Regions from separate parts of the Homo sapiens genome. Here region 1 is linked to region 2. Evidence: read pairs that join two places in POLR2A ChIA-PET (ENCODE). Cell type or tissue: PC-9. All regions are shown on one strand.

What was found. ChIA-PET counts read pairs that join two places held together with the same protein. Peaks named below come from ENCODE experiments on the same cell type or tissue, not always from the same donor. Only the 100,000 strongest peaks of a DNase experiment are listed, where the experiment ranks them.
Region 1: POLR2A ChIA-PET joins it to region 2 with 6 read pairs; 2 of 35 experiments call an interaction of 5 or more read pairs at or near these places.

What each region holds. Positions count from the first base shown.
Region 1 is chr1:39,166,447-39,170,446 of GRCh38, reverse strand. It overlaps a transcript of MACF1 not described here. Among named protein-coding and RNA genes, the nearest start is that of MACF1, 36 kb to the left of the region's middle. In PC-9, no CTCF peak of the experiment used is centred here; a DNase peak (open chromatin) is centred at 2,456; H3K27ac peaks cover 1,158 bases.
Region 2 is chr1:39,455,236-39,459,235 of GRCh38, reverse strand. It overlaps MACF1 (microtubule actin crosslinking factor 1), which reads right to left. Exons shown (of 101, transcript NM_001394062.1): 90 at 746-866; 91 at 1-150. Among named protein-coding and RNA genes, the nearest start is that of BMP8A, 34 kb to the left of the region's middle. In PC-9, no CTCF peak of the experiment used is centred here; no DNase peak of the experiment used is centred here.

The DNA.
Region 1 (4,000 bases), 290 kb after region 2:
GATCCCAGTGCAGAGCACAGCACACATGGTAGGTGCTCATACACATTTGTCGAATGAAAGAGTGATTGGCTTTGGTCACCACATTTTATAAGTGCTCTGTAAGGAGCATTTAAACTTGGCTAGGCATGAGCGAGGCACCGTGGGAATAATAGAAATGTCTATAAAACAGTTCTCTCAAAAAAGCTTACCATTTCAATAGATAGATAAAACTAGCTTGGGAAAGTGATACATCAACTTGGACTACGATAATCAGAGAAGTCTTCATCAGAAGAAAGACCTGAAGTGAAACTTGAAGGAATAGACAGATTTCAGTTAAGTATAAAGAACAAGGGCATTCCAGGTAAAGAGAACTAAAGGGCAAGGAGAGGCTGGGCACGGTGGCTCACGCCTGTAATCTCAGCACTTTGGGAGGCAGAGGCGGGCGGATCACAAGGTCAGGAGATCGAGAACATCCTGGCTAACAAGGTGAAACCCCATCTCTACTAAAAAATACAAAAAAAAAAAAATTAGCTGGGCATGGTGGCAGGTGCCTGTAGTCCCAGCTACTCGGGAGGCTGAGGCAGGAGAATGGCGTGAACCTGGGAGGTGGAGCTTGCAGTGAGCCGAGATCACGTCACTGCACTCCAGCCTGGGCAACAGAGCGAGACTCCAGTCTCAAAAAAAAAAAAAAAAAGAAAGAAAGAAAGAAAGGGCAAGGAGAGAGAATGAATGAGGGAGGATAAGACACAATGAGGAACAGGGTTTGTGTGGAACTGAAGGTGTGTTCTAGGAAAATAAGTGAGATAAGCCTGGTTAAGTAGGAAGGGGATGAGAGCATAAAATGTCTTTTTTTTTTTTTTTTTGAGACAGGGTCTTGCTCTGTCCCCAAGCTACAGTGCAGTGACAGGGTCATGGCTCACTGCAGCCTGGACCTCCTGGGCTTCAAGCAATCCTCCCACTTCATCCTCCTGAGTAGCTGGGACTACAGGCACACACCACCAGGTCTGGCTACTTAAAAAAAAATGTTTTTTTCTTGTAGAGACACAGTTTCCCTATGTTGCCTAGCCTGGTCTCAGACTCCTGACCTCAAGCAATCCTTCTGCCTCAGCCTCCAAAAGTGCTGGGATTACAGGCATGGGCCACCAGGTCCAGCCATAAAAGGTCTTTGTAACAAATTTAGACTTTCAGTAATAGGAAATACTAGGAAAGTAGCTGCTACTTCGGTGTTAACTGAAGAGAGAAACAGGACACAGAAAACAAAATATGAGGCGGTTGCTGTAATTCAGGTACAAAGTGATAAGTGACTGGACTAGAGTCATGGAATAGAGAATGGGGAGAAAAAGACAAATTTAAGAGAAACTCTGAAGAACAAAAGAACTCAATGACAGATTGAAAATGGGGTTGATGAAGAGAAAAGAGTTAACAGATGTCTGCAAGGTTTCTAATCTCAGAGACTGGAAGAATGTGAGTTCAACTGTCAAAAAATGGGGACTAGGATAGAAAAGCCAAATTTAAGCTTGGTTTGAAAATACTGAGTTTGGGCTGGGCACAGTGGCTCACACCTGTAATCCCAGCACTTTAGGAGGCCAAGGGGATGGATCACTTGAGCCCAGGAGTTTCAGACCAGCCTGTACAACACACAGAGACCCCCATCTCTACGATCAACCGATCAATCAGGCAATAAGAAAATTTACTTATACTACTCTGTTTAATCCTCATAATTTTATATGGAAGATATTATTATCCCCATTTTACAGATGAAAAAACTGAGGCTCAGGAAAAGTGAGTAACTTGCCCCAGGTCACTCAGCTGATAAATGTAGAAACACAGATTTGAGCCAGGCGCAGTGGCTCACGCCTGTAATCCCAGCTCTCAGGGAGCTCTGCAGAGGCGGGAAGATAGTTTGAGCCCAGGAGTTCGAGACCTGCCTGGGCAATATAGCGAGACCGTTCTCCACACACACGCACACACACAAAAAACATATATTTGAACCCAGCCCTGCCTGGATCCAAAGCCCATGTTCTTCCCACTTCACTACACTGCCTTACCCCTTAGAAAACTGCCACAGTTAAGAGTCAGAAGAAGAAAAAGACCCAACAAAGCAGACAAACAGCAATCAGATAGGTTAAGGAAAACCATGAAATACTCTCATTGAAGGTAAAAGAAGAGAATATTTTAAACAGGCAGGGATGTAATCAATTGTGTCCAATGCCAGTACTCCAAAACAGAATGAAGTTGGCACTTCAAATCTATCTGTAAAAAGTTATGCAAAGATGGAGCCCTGGACCAGGGAGAGTAGACAAGAGATCTCAGAGGAAACAGAGGCCCTGTCCAGAGCTAAACGGGCTTCTTCTCTCCTCTTATCACTGATAGACACCTTGGGTCACTACTCTTCAGCTACTACACAGGCCTCATGCTGAAGTGCATCACCTGACCAGTCCCAGGAAATACCAACCCAAACACAAAGCATTGCACAACATAAGGGTCAAGCTGAACTTGAGCTGTGGGGGTAAAGTGGATCTCCAGTTCCAGCTAACATTCAACATAAAATATTTTTAAAAACCAAATTCTCTCTCTCTCTTTTTTTTTTTTTTGAGACGGAGTCTCGCCCTGTTGCCCAGGCTGGAGTGCAGTAACGCAATCTCAGCTCACTGCAACCTCCAAAGCCTTGGCTCAAGCGATTCTCTTACCTCAGCCTCCTGAATAGCTGAGATTATAGGTGCCTGTCACCACACCCAGCTAATTTTTTTTTTTCTTTTTTGAGACAGAGTTTCACTCTTGTTGCCCAGGCTGGAGTGCAATGGCATGATCTTGGCTCACCACAACCTCTGCCTCCCAGGTTCAAGCGATTCTCCTGCCTCAGGCTCCTGAGTAGCTGGGATTACAGGCATGCACCACCACGCCCAGCTAATTTTGTATTTTTAGTAGAGACAAGTTTTCTCCATGTTGGTCAGGCTGGTCTTGAACTCCTGACTTCAGGTGATCCGCTCACCTCGGCCTCCCAAAGTGCTGGGATTACAGGCATGAGCCACCGCGCCCGGTCTAATTTTTGTATTTTTAGTAGAGATGGGGTTTCACCATGTTGGACCAGGCTGGTCTTGAACTCCTCAGGTGATCCACCCGCCTCAGCCTCCCAAAGTGCTGGATTACAGCCATGAGCCACCACACCCAGCCCAAATTCTCTTTTAGAAAGATTTCACATCCCTGGCTGTGTGCGGTGGCTCAAGCCTGTAATCCCAGCACTTTGGGAGGCCGAGGTGGGTGGATCACCCAAGGTCAGGAGTTCAAGACAAGCCTGGCCAACATGGCAAGACCCTGTCTCTACTAAAAATACAAAAATTAGCTGGGCGTGGTGGCAGGCGCCTGTAATCCCAGCTACTCGGGAGGCTGAGGCAGGAGAATCACTTGAGCCCAGGACACGGAGGTTGCAGTGAGCCGAGATTGTGCCATTGCACTGCAGCCTGGGTGACAAGAGCGAAACTCCATCAAAAAGAAAGATTTAACATCCCTGCTCTTTACTTCTCTCACCTCTTTGCATCCTAAACAAACTAAAATCAGGTACATACTTACTGGCTTAGCTATATCCCCACTTCCCTGTAAATGATCCCTATAAATGATCTTTCACACTGCTGCCAGTTATCTCTCCCCACCCCACCCCTCAAAAAATACCCACCCTAGTTGTTTATGTCATTCCTCTGTCTTAAAAATATCTAGTGCTGGCCAGGCACAGCTCACGCCTGTAATCCCAGCACTCTGGGAGGCCAAGGCAGATGGGTCACCTGAGGTCAGGAGTTTGAGACTAGCCTGGGCAACATGGTGAAACCCCGTCTCTACTAAAAATACAAAAAATCAGCCAGGTGTGGTAGTGGGCAAATCCCAGCTACTCAGGAGGCTGAGGCAGGAGAATCGCTTGAACCCAGGAGGCGGAGGTTGCAGTGAGCCAAGATCGCACCACTGCACTCCAGCCTGGGCAATAAGAGCGAAATTCCATCTCGAATGAATGAATGAATGAATGAATAAA
Region 2 (4,000 bases):
CCAAGGCATCATTCAGTTTCCTTTGCCGCTCCAGTGCTAACAGCCACACCTGCTGCCAGCGGGCAGAAAGCTGGTTGATCCGTGGGTTTTTTGCTTCAGACTGTGAAAGGATTGGCATGGGAGGAGGGGTTGGCTGACTTAGGGATTTCCCTAAAAGGAAAAATAATCACAAGATTAGAACAGCTGGTTAGTATACAAAGAGAAATAGCTGTATGTATAAACCTAGAAGATCTTTATAATAATATCCAGTCAATAACTGAGAAAAGAAATACGGGACTTGGCAATATTTAGATACGGAGGTGTACTAATTCCAAAAGTACTGATCCTCCCAGCACATACTTACCTGCTGCCTACATATCTCCAAGCAATTCTGTCCTACCTTAGTGAGCTGATGACACGTTAACTCAACTAAAAAAGCAACATATTCTGTAGAAGCTGTTGTGTTGATTAAATTAGTACAAGCCAAATGTAAACAGCTAGGGCTGATAACCAAAACAATGGAAAGGCCACTGTTAAAAAATAAGCTTAACCACCTCGTAATTTCATACCAATCATACCAAAGAATATGGAGTACAGCTACTGTCTGTCAATGTAAGAAAAGTGAGTTTCAAAAATGAGAGATTTTGGTTCAAAACCAACACGGTTTTTGAAAATGGAATATAATTTTTTTTGATAGGCATTTGGAAAGTGCTCATCCTCAATTAGCAGGAATGAAGCATCCTAACACAGGGGGCTGGAAACATACTGCCTCCGCTGCGGGATTTCTCTATGAAAGGCGCGTGAGTAGGCTCTATGTTTTTCCTTTTGTATGTCTTGGTGACCCGGTCCACGTCAGGCTGTTTGCGAGTCATCTCCTCCATAAATGTCTGTTAAACACAAAAAATAGGAAAAAGAGTTAAATATTGTATTTTTACTCTTATGGGGGCAAAGGAAGAGCTAGGATGGGTACTTTACGGCCTGTGGTGGCAGGAAAGGCTGTGTGGAGGCTGGTGCCTGAGTTGAGTTACTGAGGGATGTAGTTTGGATATTTGTCCCCTCCAAATCTCATGTTGAAATGTGATTTCCAATGCTGGAGGTGGGGTCTAACGGGATGTGATTGAGTTATGGGGGCAAATTCCTCATGAATGGCCTTGGTGCCCTCCCCATGGTAATGAGTGAGTTCTTGCTGTTAGTTCACATGAGAACTGGCTGTTTAAAAGGAGCCTGCTATCTCCTCCTCTTTCTCTCTCTCCCTCTCTTGCCATGTAACACGCTGGCTCCCCTTTGCCTTCCACCATGATTCTAAGCTTCCTGAAGCCCTCACCAGAAGCAGATATTGGCACCATGCTTCCCGTACAGCCTGCAGAACCGTAAGCCAAAATAAACCTATTTTCTTTATAAATTACCCAGTCTCAGGAATTCCTTTATAGCAATGCAAACGGACTGACACACTGAGCAATGAAGAAACAGTCAACAAATGGTGGGAAGGCAGTCCTGGAAGAGGGTGCAACCCAAACAGAGACAGGGATGCCTGACAGTGCTGTGACCAGGACCCCTCCACTCACTGGCTGGGCAGAGGATGCAATCAGAGGAATGGCAAGAGGCAGGGTTGGAGAGGCAGGCAGGAGACAGATCACGAAAGGCTTCTGTGTCAGGCTAAGGGTTGGCCATTTATTCTGAGAGCAACAGGGGGCAGCTGAAGGATTTCGATCCAGGTAAGAGACATGATCAGACCCATGCTTTACAGCTATCACTCTGGCTTCAGTGTAAAACATGGAGTGATGTGGGGGTGGGGGTAAGTGTGGGATGGGGAGTGGCTAGCAGTGAGAAGACAGGTTAAGAAACCATTGCAGCAACTGAGGCAAAACATGGTGAGGGCCAGAGCCAGGGCAGGAAAGATGGAACCAAGAGGTATTTTGAAAGTGGGACTGACAAGCCCTGGTGAGTGGCTAGATGTGAGGAAAAGGAGGAACTCCAGACATCACAGGCCTCTGAATGAGGAAAGGGGGGGCAGATCTGGAATGGACAAATGACGTCAGGCAAGGGGGCAAAGATAAAGTGGAAATTTTAGAACTGCTTCTAGTTTACTGTATGTCTGGACTTTAGGAGATGATAGTGCTGAAGATGAAAAAGATGCAGAAGCTTTATAGGTAATAGCTAAAGCTGTTAGACCAGATAAATCTTAGCAGAGTGAGGAGAGCATCAAGAATGAGACGTCAGGGAACAACACTGATGAATAGGCAGGGAAGAGGAACCAGCTAAAAAGGCTAAAAAGGAACGGTCAGAGAGATCAGAGGAAAACACAAAGATTAAAGGACACAGAAGTCAAAAGGGAAGTTTTGGGAAGGGATGAAGAGCCAGCTAGGTTACATGTCAAACAAAATAAAGACTGAAAAAACTCTGTTGGATTTAGCCAGTAGAATGTGACCAGAACAGTGTCAGCCAGACCACAGGGACTTGGGGAGTGATGGGAAAAAAGGAGATGAGACAGGGAACAAGAAGCGTAGCTGAAAAAGGAGGGGAACTCTGGGTTGGAAGGACATGTCTGGAAGCTTTAGAGAAAAGAATAAACAGGGAGAGACTGAAGACATAGAGGAGAGAGAGGAAAACAGAAAGGAGAAGAACTGAATAGGAAGAAGATAATCTCTCAGAGAGGAGGTACATCCCACAGGAAGGACAGGTGCTCCTCGACTTACGATGAAGTTACATCCTGGCAAACCCATCGTTAAGCTGAAAATATAACACACCTAAACTATGGAACATCGTAGCTTAGCCTGGCCTACCTTAAACATGCTCAAAACACGTTAGCCTACAGTTAGGCAAAATCATCTAACTCAAAGCCTATTTTATAATAAAGTGTTGACTATCTCATGTAATCAAAGTGAAAGAATGGTTGGATGGGCACTCAAAGTGCTTTTTTTTTGAAATGGAGTCTTGCTCTGTCGCCCAGGCTGGAGTGCAATGGTGCGATCACAGCTCACTGCAACCTCTGCCTCCCTGGTTCAAGTGATTCTCTTGCCTCAGCCGCCTGAGTAGCTGGGATTACAGGCAACCACAACCACACCCGACTAATTTTTATATTTTTAGTAGAGATAGGGTTTCACCATGTTGGCTAGGCTGGTCTCAAACTCTTCACCTCAAGTGATCTGCCCCCCTTGGCCTCCCAAAGTGCTGGGATTACAGGGGTGAGCCACCACGCCTGGCCTCTAATTGTATAGTTTCTACTGAATATGTATAACCTTTGAACCATGATAAAGTTGAGAGACTGTAAGTCAGGGACTATCTGTATAGTGAGTTCTCACTTGCTGGGGTAATTGTTTATATAAACTAAAAAGACCATATAGTCTACAGTATAACTAATCAACATTCACGCTTGAATTCAGTATAAATGATTATGGTTAAAAATAGTATTTGCCTCTTAAGGATATATTATGAAGATGGCCCACCTGAGCTTTCCTCCATTCAGTTTAGTCTAATGTGCACCTTCACTGACCACTGGGTTCATGCGAGAGAGCTTTCTGAACCAGGTATAATGGGGACCAGTGGGACCCTGGCTCAAATGATGGTCAATAAAAACAGGCTGTGGCAGGCAGACTTCTAAAAAGGCCCCCAGGATTCCCACTCCTGTATGCACACTCTATGTAATCCCCCTCCCTTGAGTGTGGGCAAATGATGGAATATTCACTCCCTTAATTACATTTCATTCTTCATTACATTTCAAGACTCCATAGAGCACTTTGGACAGTTTCTCCGGCTGGCTGTGTGGCTAAGACCTGAGGGGGCCTCTAGAAGGCAAGAGCAACTCCTAGCTGAGAGCCAGCAAGAAAGTAGAGACCTCAGTCTTACATCCACCAGGATCTGGATTCTGCCAACATCCTGAGTGAGCCTAAAAGAGGACCCTGAACTCCAGATGAGACTGCAGTACTGGCTGACACCTTGATTTCTGCCTGGGGAGACTCCAGGAAGAGGACTTAGTCAACTCATGCCCAGGTATATGAAGCACAGAAACTATGAGGTAAGT